Regions from separate parts of the Homo sapiens genome. Here region 2 is linked to region 1. Evidence: chromatin loops called from intact Hi-C (ENCODE). Cell type or tissue: PC-3. All regions are shown on one strand. Links, peaks and the distances in the headings refer to the core of each region. The heading gives the core; the rest is flanking DNA.

Region 1 (5,384 bases), core at 175-5,174:
AGTCTAACAGTCTTCATTATAGAGAAAAACCGAAAAAGAGCCCTTGGCTTTTCAAGACAATATGCATTGATGGCAACCCCCTTTTTATCATGTGCATATTTCATGCACAAGGACAACTTAAAACTTGGAATGAAAAAAAAACCTCTATAATATTTCTTTGCTCACCAGTGCTGCCCATTTCTGGTATTCTCTCTTTACTGTGTATCCTGGGGGTGATGGGAAGAAGAGGAGAGACGAGAAGGACTTACTAGTAACAGAAAGGAAAATAATGAATTGGGAAGAGGAGCAAAGGGGATGGTGAGGACTGGAATAACAACTTTATAAAGAATAAAAGTCTGATTCCCTTCTATTTCCTGCAGTCTCTCATTGCTCCTGTCTCTGATAAAATGCCTACAGATTTGCTTACTTGATCCTAATTTTATGGCCTGTTCAAATATTACAACTTCTTTTTAAATAAATTAATTTGGAACTAAATGCCTTTAATTTTTACCGTGATAGGTTTGTGGCTCTTGACATCTTTTGGTCCTATTCATCAAAATCATTTGCTAAGTCCAAGGTATAGCAGAGTGGCTTTAACAACAACCATGGAGGATGAATAAAATACATTTTCATATTTACTGAAAGTGAAACTTATAAGCATATATCATCTTCTGCCTACCTTGTAAATATCCCATGTTTTCATTTACATATTGTACCAATTAATATATCTTGGTACTAATCAGAGTGGAATCCACTCCTGACATGGGAGAAAACTACGACAAAAAACATTAGCAGCAAGAAAAAATGTTTGTTTCAAGTATGTGGATTATATTTTCTAGTGCCTTAAAAAAAGAATGAAACTGAAAGAGGCAGCTTGAAGAAGCTTACATGTGTTTAAAACCCACATCCTGTTGTTATCCACTGCCCTGGCACAGAGGAGCTGGGAGGTGAACGTCCTCATTAGGGTCCCTATTAGCTGTGATTTGCAATGGGCTTCTCCAAAGAAGAAAATCACATTCACCCACTGGACAATGGCCCAGGTATCACCATTGATGGGAATCATATATGGAGTAAACATCAAAGCCCAAGAATACAGTGGTCTAAGCCAGTGTGCTTAGAAGTTGCCAGATCCTCCATGCTTCATTCCAGCCACTATCAGCAGATTCTAAATCACCTATGAGCAGAGAGGCCCATCTGCCTAGGGCATAAACGAAATTATAACAACAGTGAGAGAGCCAATGGGAGTCAGCCAGTAAGACTATGAGCAGCATGATGTACTCAGACTTTTGTTCCTTTTTATTTATTTGGTTAAAATACATGTGTTTTTGCTTCAGGCAGATGTTGGTATCCCAGCCTTTTATACAGGAAGCTGTAGAAGGGAGAGGACTTTCTGGGTGGGAGCAACTTATTGTGGAGGCCAAATGGCATTTTTTGTAGGCCCTGAGATTTTTTACGAAAACACTAACTCTGTTCAGAACTCTTTCAAAGGGTGAAGACAAACTTAACAACCTTATACTATAATACAAATAATTACAGAGTGTTGCTTTAAACTTGTATCTTGAAGTTCCTTCTTTAGGTAACTCTGCTTAACAACCACAGACTCTTCTTCCTAATGGCTTATCTGCATGTCTTTTCAATTTTCTAAGTGAAGGCCAGCCCCCTTCAAGATGTTCTACCAACTCAGTCCTATTCTTTCCAGATGTTTTTTTTCTTTTTCTTCTTCTGAAAAGCATGTGTTGATAGACTATGGGGAACAGACCAAGATTTATTTTTTAGCCAGCATTTTCCCCTTGCAACCGTAAGTCATTCTTCCTCAGAAGGCAAGGTGGGGCAAGTGATTCTAATGTGCTTCGCTCCAATGCTTCCATCTCAATAACCCTTTAAAGTGAAAACTGTGGAGAGTGAAGTGAAAAACTTGTCTCCATCTGGAAGCATTTATACAGAGAGGTGTCTTTAGCTTAGTTGTTTGTCTAGAATTTCCATTTATGAACCGACTTGCCTTTCTCCTGTGGGTATGCTGGAGAAAACTCTTTGCAAAATCCATTGTATGCAATAATCCAGTGGCTCCTTCAAACTCAATCAGGCTGGAAAGGCTAAATATGACTCATAGGATTCCTCCAACAAACACAAAGTAAGTCAGAAGTCAAGGAGAGAGTCATCTCGATGTGGACCAGCTTACCTAGCAAGGCAGGGAATTGTCATAAAACCAGTTTCCTGCTTGCAAGACCTTGACTCCTTTCAGTAAAGGTGTCAACTCTTCTTTTTCTGAACAATCTCAATGTGAATGACAGGGCCTGATTCTAGAGGAAGGTGTCTTTAATCTTTTTATGGTTCAGTATAAAGGTTACCTTAAAAAAAGCCTTGGGATATACTTTCAAGATACTGACTTGTGATTTTTTTTTTTTTTTTAAACATCAGTATGTCCTGTTCTAATTTAATCATTATTCTTTCAAACAGGCTGGGAGGAAAGGTTCCTGGACATCCACAGAGAAAACTTATTCAATAAAACATTTTATAATCCTCGGAACACCTGTGCCACCTTCCTAAAGGCCAGTCAGTTCCAGGACTTCCTAAAAATGAAGGTTGGACTGTGTGAATGCCTGTGTGTGTGGGAGTGGAGTCACTCTGTGTGGTGTTGGGGGATGGGGTGGGGGGAAGCAAACTGGCAGACTCTAGAAGGATGGTGGTAGAGCAGAAGAAAAAAGAAGAATGTCTGAATCTGGAGTGGCCCCATGAGACCCAGTCTGTACTCAGGTGACACTGGAATAACAGGAGTTCCTTCTAAAACCAAGAGAGCAGCAGACACTCTGTCATGCCACACCCTTCTCAACTGTCTTATCCCTTGGCCGTCTCCTTTTTAGAAGCTAAAGCAATACATTTTTTTCTTCAGTGTCTCTTGTTCTTGGAATGGAGGTGCAGCATAGTTCCGGCCAATAAGATGGACATCTGATAGGAGAGGGGTGTGCTTTTGGGACACTTTCAGCTTTTCTGATAAGAGGAACACCAGGGCTGCCCTCACTCCTCCCTCCAGTCTGCCAATGTGATACCTGCAGTTTAAGACTATGAGAGAAAGGCATAGAGAATCACAGACAAACTGACCCTGAGCAGTGATATTATTTGAGTCACTAAACTAATACCCATAATGACCTTATATCCAGAAATATTGTAGTGTGTGTGGGAGGAAAAATCCCTATTTGTAATCACTTTATTTCTTACACTGTTAGTCAGTTTTCTGTTATTTGCAGGCAAAAAAAAAAAAAATTCCTAATTGATTCAGCAGAGGAGGCAGATCAAATGAGTAGCCATCAACTCTTAAAAAGGTTGTTTTTTTGTTTTGTTTCGTTTTTTGGGGGACAGCGTAGCTTTGAAAAACCTGAGTGAAACTAAATATTCTTCTGAAGGTAAAACCAATATAGCATATCATGGAGCCTCATAATTTATTTCAAATTTTATGCCTGAAACAACTTACCATCATTACTCTATGCTATGGTTTGAATGACCCCTCCAAAACGCATGTTGGAACTTAATCTCCAATCTGGCAGTATTGACAGGTGGTAACTTTAAGAGGTGATTGGATCATGAAGGCTCTGTCCTCATAAATGGATTAATCCATTCACGGATTAATGGGTTATGATGGGAGGGGAACTGGAGACTTTATAAAAGGAAGAGAGACCTGAGCTAGCACATTAGCACGCTCAGCCCCCTCCGCCACGTGATGCCCTGTGCCACAGAATCCCCACCACCAAGAAGGCTATCAACAGATGCAGCCCCTCAACCTTGGACCTCTCAGCCTCCATAACTGTAAGAAATAAATTCCTTTTCTTTATAAATTACCCAGTTTTGGGTGTTTTGTTATAAGCAAAAGAAAACAAACTAAGACACTCCATCCAGTGGTTCATGACATTTATTGAGAGGAAAGACAAGGTGTATTCTATAGCTATAACCGTAGAATTGCTTTTGTTAAGTATATTTATGTTTATACAAGCCTATAACCTTATTTTCCTACATGAGCCGAAGGTATCGTCTAATGGGGTTCTTGGCTTACCCCAAGTCCTTCTGATAATATTGGAGACTTATAGAGACTTTTGAAAGGAACACAACATAATGAATGGAAAGAGCAAATATCTTGCCTGGTCCCTAGCTAGTGACATGATATTGTGCAAATTACTTTGACTACCTGAGCTCCATATTATTCGTCTATAAAATAAGGAAGTGTTCAATTCAGTAACTATTTCAATGTTATTGTCTAAACAGTTTGATTATAAACAACCAAGTTACCTAACTGCAGACAATTTTATAATTATTTTTTCACCAATATGTGTTATGTTAGATTTCTAATATATCACCATGAACAAATATTTAAATTCTAAAATTTGTATTTGATACGGTCAGAATTCCTAAAATCAGTGGCATTCTCTGACTCAAAGAGTTATTTCCCTCCTGGCTCATTATTCTCCATATTAATGTTTTTAAAAGATGTCCTGAAGTCCTTGCATCTTTCTGGGTCCCAACCAACATCTACTGAACTTGAGTATTTGAGGATGGAACCCAGAAATCCGTATTTTTCACAAGCATTCTGGGACATTCTGACATGTACTAAAGTTCGAGGACCACTAATCTGGAAATAGGTGTCACTGAGACATTGGAAGATTAAAAATTGTGTACGGTTTTTATGATAAATGAAGACAGAGTTCAGTCACAGATTCAGTTTTTTACTTCTCCAAATGTGCTGATTTAAGGTCATTTATAACATTCTCATAGATTAATTTGACCCTCAGTTAGCATTATTATTTATTGTATAAATAAAATTCACAAAATCAAACTGAAAATAATTCTCCCAAGATTTTGATTACTGCTCGTTTTCTTTCCTCTTGTTTTTCCCTCCAGTCACCATTTGTTCTTATTTTTAAAATTTAATCTTTTTTTTTTTCTTTTTTGAGATGGAGTCTCGCTCTGTTGCCCGGGCTGGAGTGCAGTGGCGCAATCTCAGCTCACTGCAACCTCCGCCTCCCAGGTTGATGCCATTCTCCTGCCTCAGCCTCCCGAGTAGCTGGGACTACAGGCACCCGCCACCACGCCTGGCTAATGTTTTTTGTATTTGTAGTAGAGATGGGGTTTTACCATGTTAGCCAGGATGGTCTGGATCTCCTGACCTCATGATCCGCCCACCTCAGCCTTCCAAAGTGCTGGGATAATTTAATCCATTTTTTAAATCCTTGTTTTAATGCTCTGTTTCATTTACTGCCCAAAGAATGGCAAGCTTGTAGATAAACATGGCAAGTGCCATATTTGCCTGCTTTACTATAATCTCAGCTTTCTGCACCTTCTGGCTTATTTTCAATCCTATCATCCATTAATAAAATCAAAGGAGTCATGTTTACTTTGCACCCATGTTTTTCTTGATC
Region 2 (5,384 bases), core at 159-5,158, 54 kb after region 1:
CACTTTAGTTCTTTTGTATAAGCCATTAGGAATCCTTAGATTATCTAAGATATTTCTGCAAAGCATCTTATAAAATCAAATTGTGATTCTGGAATATCTCCAACCTTGAATGTTAATCATTCCTGAAATATGAATGCACAATTCACCACATTCATCCCACGGGAGAAGGCAGCAGTAGTAGCAGAGGGTTGGTGCTACAGATAGCTAGAGATGGCGGTACCTAGATAGGATTCTCATAGCTGAGGCCAGCAAAGACACCTCTTCTTGATTGTCCAAGCTCCAAGCTGAGGTTCGAAACACAGTCTTACATGCAGAAATGGTGCTATAGGAAAACATATGTCCAAGTTATACACAGCTTACTTACAAGCTTTTGGAATCTAACTTTGTTATAATAGGGAGAATACCTCTATGATGGTTAAGTTTCACTGAGAGTTAGGCAATCAAAAGTTGTCTACATTTGCTTTTCTAAATAATTTTTTCAAGATCCTTTTTGTGACTTTGATGAGGAAGGCTTTTTTCCAATGGTGTGTACTATTTGATTCTAAGAGCAAAGATATCCTTCTTTGCCAGTGTAGCATGTAACAATAATAAAGCTATAGCCACTGATAAAGATCTATGTAGCTAGAATGAGCAAACACCGGCCAGGCTTGGTGGCTCACACCTGTAATCCCAGCACTTTGGGAGGCCGAGGCAGGTTCAAAACCAGCCTGGCCAACATGGTGAAACCCTGTCTCTACAAAAACACAAAAATTAACCGGGCATGATAGCAGGGGCCTGTAATCTCAGCTACTTGGGAGACTGAAGTGGGAGAATCATTTGAACCCAGGAGGTGGAGGTTGTAGTGAGCTGAGATTGTGCCACCTGCACTCCAGCCTGGGCGACAGAGCAAGACTCTATCTCAAAAAAAAAAAAAAAAAAAAAAAAAGAATGAGCAAATGCCCTGCCTTTCTCAATCAAGTTTATCATCTCACAAAGGAAAACTCCAAAGCCAAAACAGGCTGTCTCAGGCCAAGTCCTAAAGGGCATTTTCTTCTTTAATCACCCAATGAGAATCCAGATAGGTGGGCTTTTGTGTGTGAGAAGTGATTGTAATTCAACATTAGGGAACTGAAAATATCATTGGATTCATCATTACAATGGATTCATCTGAGTCTGAATGGACAGTAGGAAGCCCCGAGAGCTCATCCCAGGAGATGTACAATGTATGTTTTGAAATTTAGTCACTCTTTAAGTAAGCAAATTTGAACAATAGTTGTTTGACAATATGCTAAACTGAATTTCCCTCTAGGAAGTATGAGGCAGAGCACAGAAAGTAATATTCAGGCTATCCACTATTTTTTTTTATTGTGGTGGAACATTCATTACATAAAATTTACCATTTTAATCATTTGTAAGTGTACAAGTCTGTGGCATTAAGCACATTCACATTGCTGTGCAGCCATCACACCGTCTATCTCCAGGCAGGCCATCGACTTACCTGTTGTGAAAAATAGCTTTAGTTTCTTATCAGGAACTAATTTCAGTTAGTTAGGAACTGTACTGTGACACAGAAATAAATAGCTTAGTTGTATTGGAATCTGAACTAGTCCATCTCTTTATTAAATGTTATGCTAGTTATAGGAAGCAATATGTTCTCTTTCATTGGGAAGACAACTATATTTTCTACTTTCCCCAAAAAGTGCAGTGTTAGCGCCAGACAAAATAATAATCTTTAAGATAGTGAGTACTTGAATGTGCTGGCTACTATGCTAAGTATTTTATGTGCATCAACTCAGTCTCACAACCATCTAATCGTCATTATCCCTCTTGCACATGTGAAGGAAACTGAGGTGCGGAGGTTAAATAGATTGCTAAGATCCCACAATTAGCAAGGGGTAGAGCTGGGGCTCACAACCTGATCTATCTAACTTCTGAGACCAATAGTCTAACTCTAAGAGGTTCACAAATCCCGAGGCATCGGCATCCACCTGAGCAGCTGTTAGAAATGCAAATCCTTCATCCCCATCTCAGAACTGGGGTGGACGCCAAGGTGCAATGTAAGCAGCTCTCCGGGCCATTCTGAGGCTCACTGGAATTTCGGAACCTTTGCTCTAGCCACTGCCTCATTGCATTTCCCTTTTTTCACACTCCTTTCCCACCATGCCAAATCCCACCACTTGTTCTTGGTCACACAGTCTTCATTATTGTTCCCCACCTCGCCCAGCCTCCCCAAAATTGCCCCATTCTTCAAACTGACTTTTTCCTTCCTCTTTATAGCCTGCCTTTCTCCCATTAAAGACTCCTCTTTCCTGTCACTGTTTTCTGCTATAATTTAGTAAAAGAAACAAAAACAAATCCTACTAAGCCAATCCTACAAGGCTTTGGTTTGTTCACTCATCAATAAATATTTACAGAGAACCATATATTTTTAAGGTGTTTTTAGGAAGTGATCTAGTGTTTTGGGATACATTTGTGAATAAAAAGACAAATATACCCATCCTCATGAAGGTCCTCATACTTGATTAAAAATGCAGATATTAGGGTTTTACAGCAGAAATTTGGATTTTTCGACATTTGAAATAAGACCCTAGAATCTGCAGTTTATCAAGCACTCCAGGTGGTTCTGATGCCAGGTGAATCAGGTGATTTAAGTACCCTGATACATCCCGTGAAGTAGCTTGAGTAGGAGCACAGTAATTCATCTGGTGTTTCTGCTTTCTAAATTTGTTTGTCTTCTTCTCCCCATAGGGTCTTTGGGAGAGGGCAGGGATATGAAAAAGGAAAGGAAAAAATTTCAGGCAAACTGAAGTAGCATTTTTCAAGAAAGGGAACTTTCTAAGGTCTCCTAAGGCTAGTTCTGCAGAGAAGATTTTGCTTAACTTGAGCCCTGGGTGATGTGATTTAAAGACAGAAAACCAATACCAAAACGGGACAAGAGTCACAGGTGGCCTCTTGGCCTGTGCCCCCTGAGCTAGGCCAGCCAGCTGCTGTTTATAAACCTGTGGCCTGCTAGGGCCTGCTACAGATGGTCTTTTTGGATTATTTCAAAGACAACACCTTTAACTCTGAGTGGTAGTTTGGAATCATTTTAAGTCCTCTTGATATCCCCTCTTTCCTAGTAAGAACAAGACCAGCTTGTTTAACATTTCCTCATACCACAGATATTTTTCATGAGGCCTCACCCACTCCCAGACAATAACAACATCCTTCCTGTGGGTTGGTGACCAGTGCTGCACGTATCTAAGAGGTATAATAAGCATTTTACACGGTGGCATTGCCACCTCCTTCTCTTTGTTTCAACTCCTTCTGCTAAGATAACCTAAAACACAGGGAAACGGGAAAATAGGCAGCTTAACTTTTTTTCCCCTTTTCCAAGATGCCTCCCAAATTCTAGCCCTGAGTCAACTACTGTTCCATTATTCTGTCTAGAAGATAATATAGACTCATTTTGTACCCAATATAAATGTTTGGCACAGAAACAGCCTTCCTTCAAATGGGTCCAGAGGGGAAGTAGTTATGGGAGTGGCAGGGGCAGGCATGGCTCCATCCCAGCCCCCTGCAATCCAGACTCTAGGCCAGAGGACAGACAAAGTCAGCATTCTGAACGGGAAGCTGGTGTTGCAGCCACCAGTGAGGAATTGTATTCTTACTCCACAATTTAAAAGGCCAAACATTTGTCCTACTCCAAACAACAAAGTGCCAACCCTAGAGGTTCCATTTAGTTACAGTAGGCACTAGAAAGCTTCTGAGATAGATAGTATGAGTTTCCTAATCTGATTTCAACAACCTGGGCTGTTTTCCTTAGTTCTAAAGAGTATATTAAAGAGGAGGTTCTCCATCAGACATATTTTGCCTTCCAGGGGATACTTGACAATGTCTGATCCCAATTCATGGTCCTAATGTAGATGGAAGGTGGGGAATGGTATTGAAAAAATGAGGACAAAACGGTGCCAATGGATAATTTGTGGAAGGACATAGTTGTCCTCTTGTTAACCTTAAAGGCTGGAAATGATAACTCTAAACATTCCCTAAATAATCCATTTTGGTTTCCTGTAAAATATATTTATATTGTATCTAATTTATTTCATACTTATATTTTCATTCAAGCTACTACCTCTTGGGCTGATTTTCCTATATGCTTATCTCCACTTACCGTATAAAGTAGAAGTACATTTTATTTATTCCAATGCTATCTCTTTCACACTTTAAAATTTAAACTAGTCCTAGGATCTTGTTAACAGTTTCCAGACTCCTGTTTTTTTCATAGAGCTTTTTACATTTTTGTGCCTCTGGATTCAAAGGGTTCTAATGGTCTTGGTTTATCTTCATATAGCATTCACTCACCCACTCTGACAGGTCAGAATGACTCAATCTCATCATGCGTGGTACCCAGAAGGCCCAACAGAGAAGAGAGCAATCTAGTTGTCCCTGAGGATACTTGGCTCAAAGCCTCCTACCATCCTCTCTGAGCCAGGCTATGCATCCAGTCCCTGCACAGAGGAGCTGGCTGTGAGGAACTATAGGGAAACCCTGGTCTTGACTACACAAGCTTCAGTTTTACATAATGCAACTTCACAACTAATTTTTTCCCAATGGTCAGATCGGCAGGTAGACTGAAGCCATTAAGGTAGCCAAAAGCACCAGTCAACTGGGATATACAGTTTTTCTATCATGTGGACATAGCCTTGCCATCATTCAGCAATATGTAAGCCTGTGACTTTTCTGAAAAACAGAATGAGGGGATCTCTGGTTCAGTTCCTTGAGTTTCAATCTGGGTAAGTGGGTCACTTGTTGCATACTCTTGTAATATCCTTCCACTTAATATTCTAGAGGGATGGATTTGTTAGGGAAAACAGAAGCACCTATTCCTGCTGTTCCTTTATACCCTATCTTCTGGAATAGAATAAGTCAGGGTACTTGCTTGCCCATTCAAGAAGCAACCAGTATACCCAAGCACTCTGGTGGGTACTGCAGATACACAAATGAAAAAGGCAATAAAATGGAGTTTCTACTCTAAAGGGAGTGATAGACCAGAATGGGAACCAATACATAAATAAACACAGAAAATGCAGGTTGTAACAAATGCTATAAATAAAACAAAGAAGGGGCTAAGATACAGAATAACAGAAGAGTAATCTCTTTAGGAGGGATGTTCAATAAGGCTACCATTCATGTTGAGATCTAAAAATTAAGTGGGAGGCAGCCAGGTGATGAGTTGGAGAAATAACATAATAAAAGGCCCTCTGGGGAGAAAGATCTGGGCTCATTTGGAGAATTAAATGATCCACACACAACTTCTGTGTAGTAAGCAAAGGTGGCTTGAAAAGCGAGGCAGGCAGCAGCATGAGCAGGACCTACAGGCTTGCGTAAGGGGCCTGGATTTTATTCTAAGTGCAACAGGAGGC

Evidence for each region. Peaks named below come from ENCODE experiments on the same cell type or tissue, not always from the same donor. Only the 100,000 strongest peaks of a DNase experiment are listed, where the experiment ranks them.
Region 2: a loop joins it to region 1, with 2.1 times the contacts of the local background. A loop is called at or near these places in 18 of 110 quality-filtered maps.

The regions. Positions count from the first base shown.
Region 1 is chr11:96,257,570-96,262,953 of GRCh38, forward strand. All of the region lies in intron 1 of MAML2 (mastermind like transcriptional coactivator 2), which reads right to left. Among named protein-coding and RNA genes, the nearest start is that of MIR1260B, 81 kb to the right of the region's middle. RefSeq lists enhancers at 1,097-1,186, 1,227-1,276. In PC-3, for the core only: no CTCF peak of the experiment used is centred there; a DNase peak (open chromatin) is centred at 2,132; H3K4me3 peaks cover 1,062 bases; H3K27ac peaks cover 2,756 bases.
Region 2 is chr11:96,311,320-96,316,703 of GRCh38, forward strand. The region is part of intron 1 of MAML2 (mastermind like transcriptional coactivator 2); the gene reads right to left. Among named protein-coding and RNA genes, the nearest start is that of MIR1260B, 27 kb to the right of the region's middle. In PC-3, for the core only: no CTCF peak of the experiment used is centred there; DNase peaks (open chromatin) are centred at 3,182 and 3,492; H3K4me3 peaks cover 1,321 bases; H3K27ac peaks cover 4,686 bases.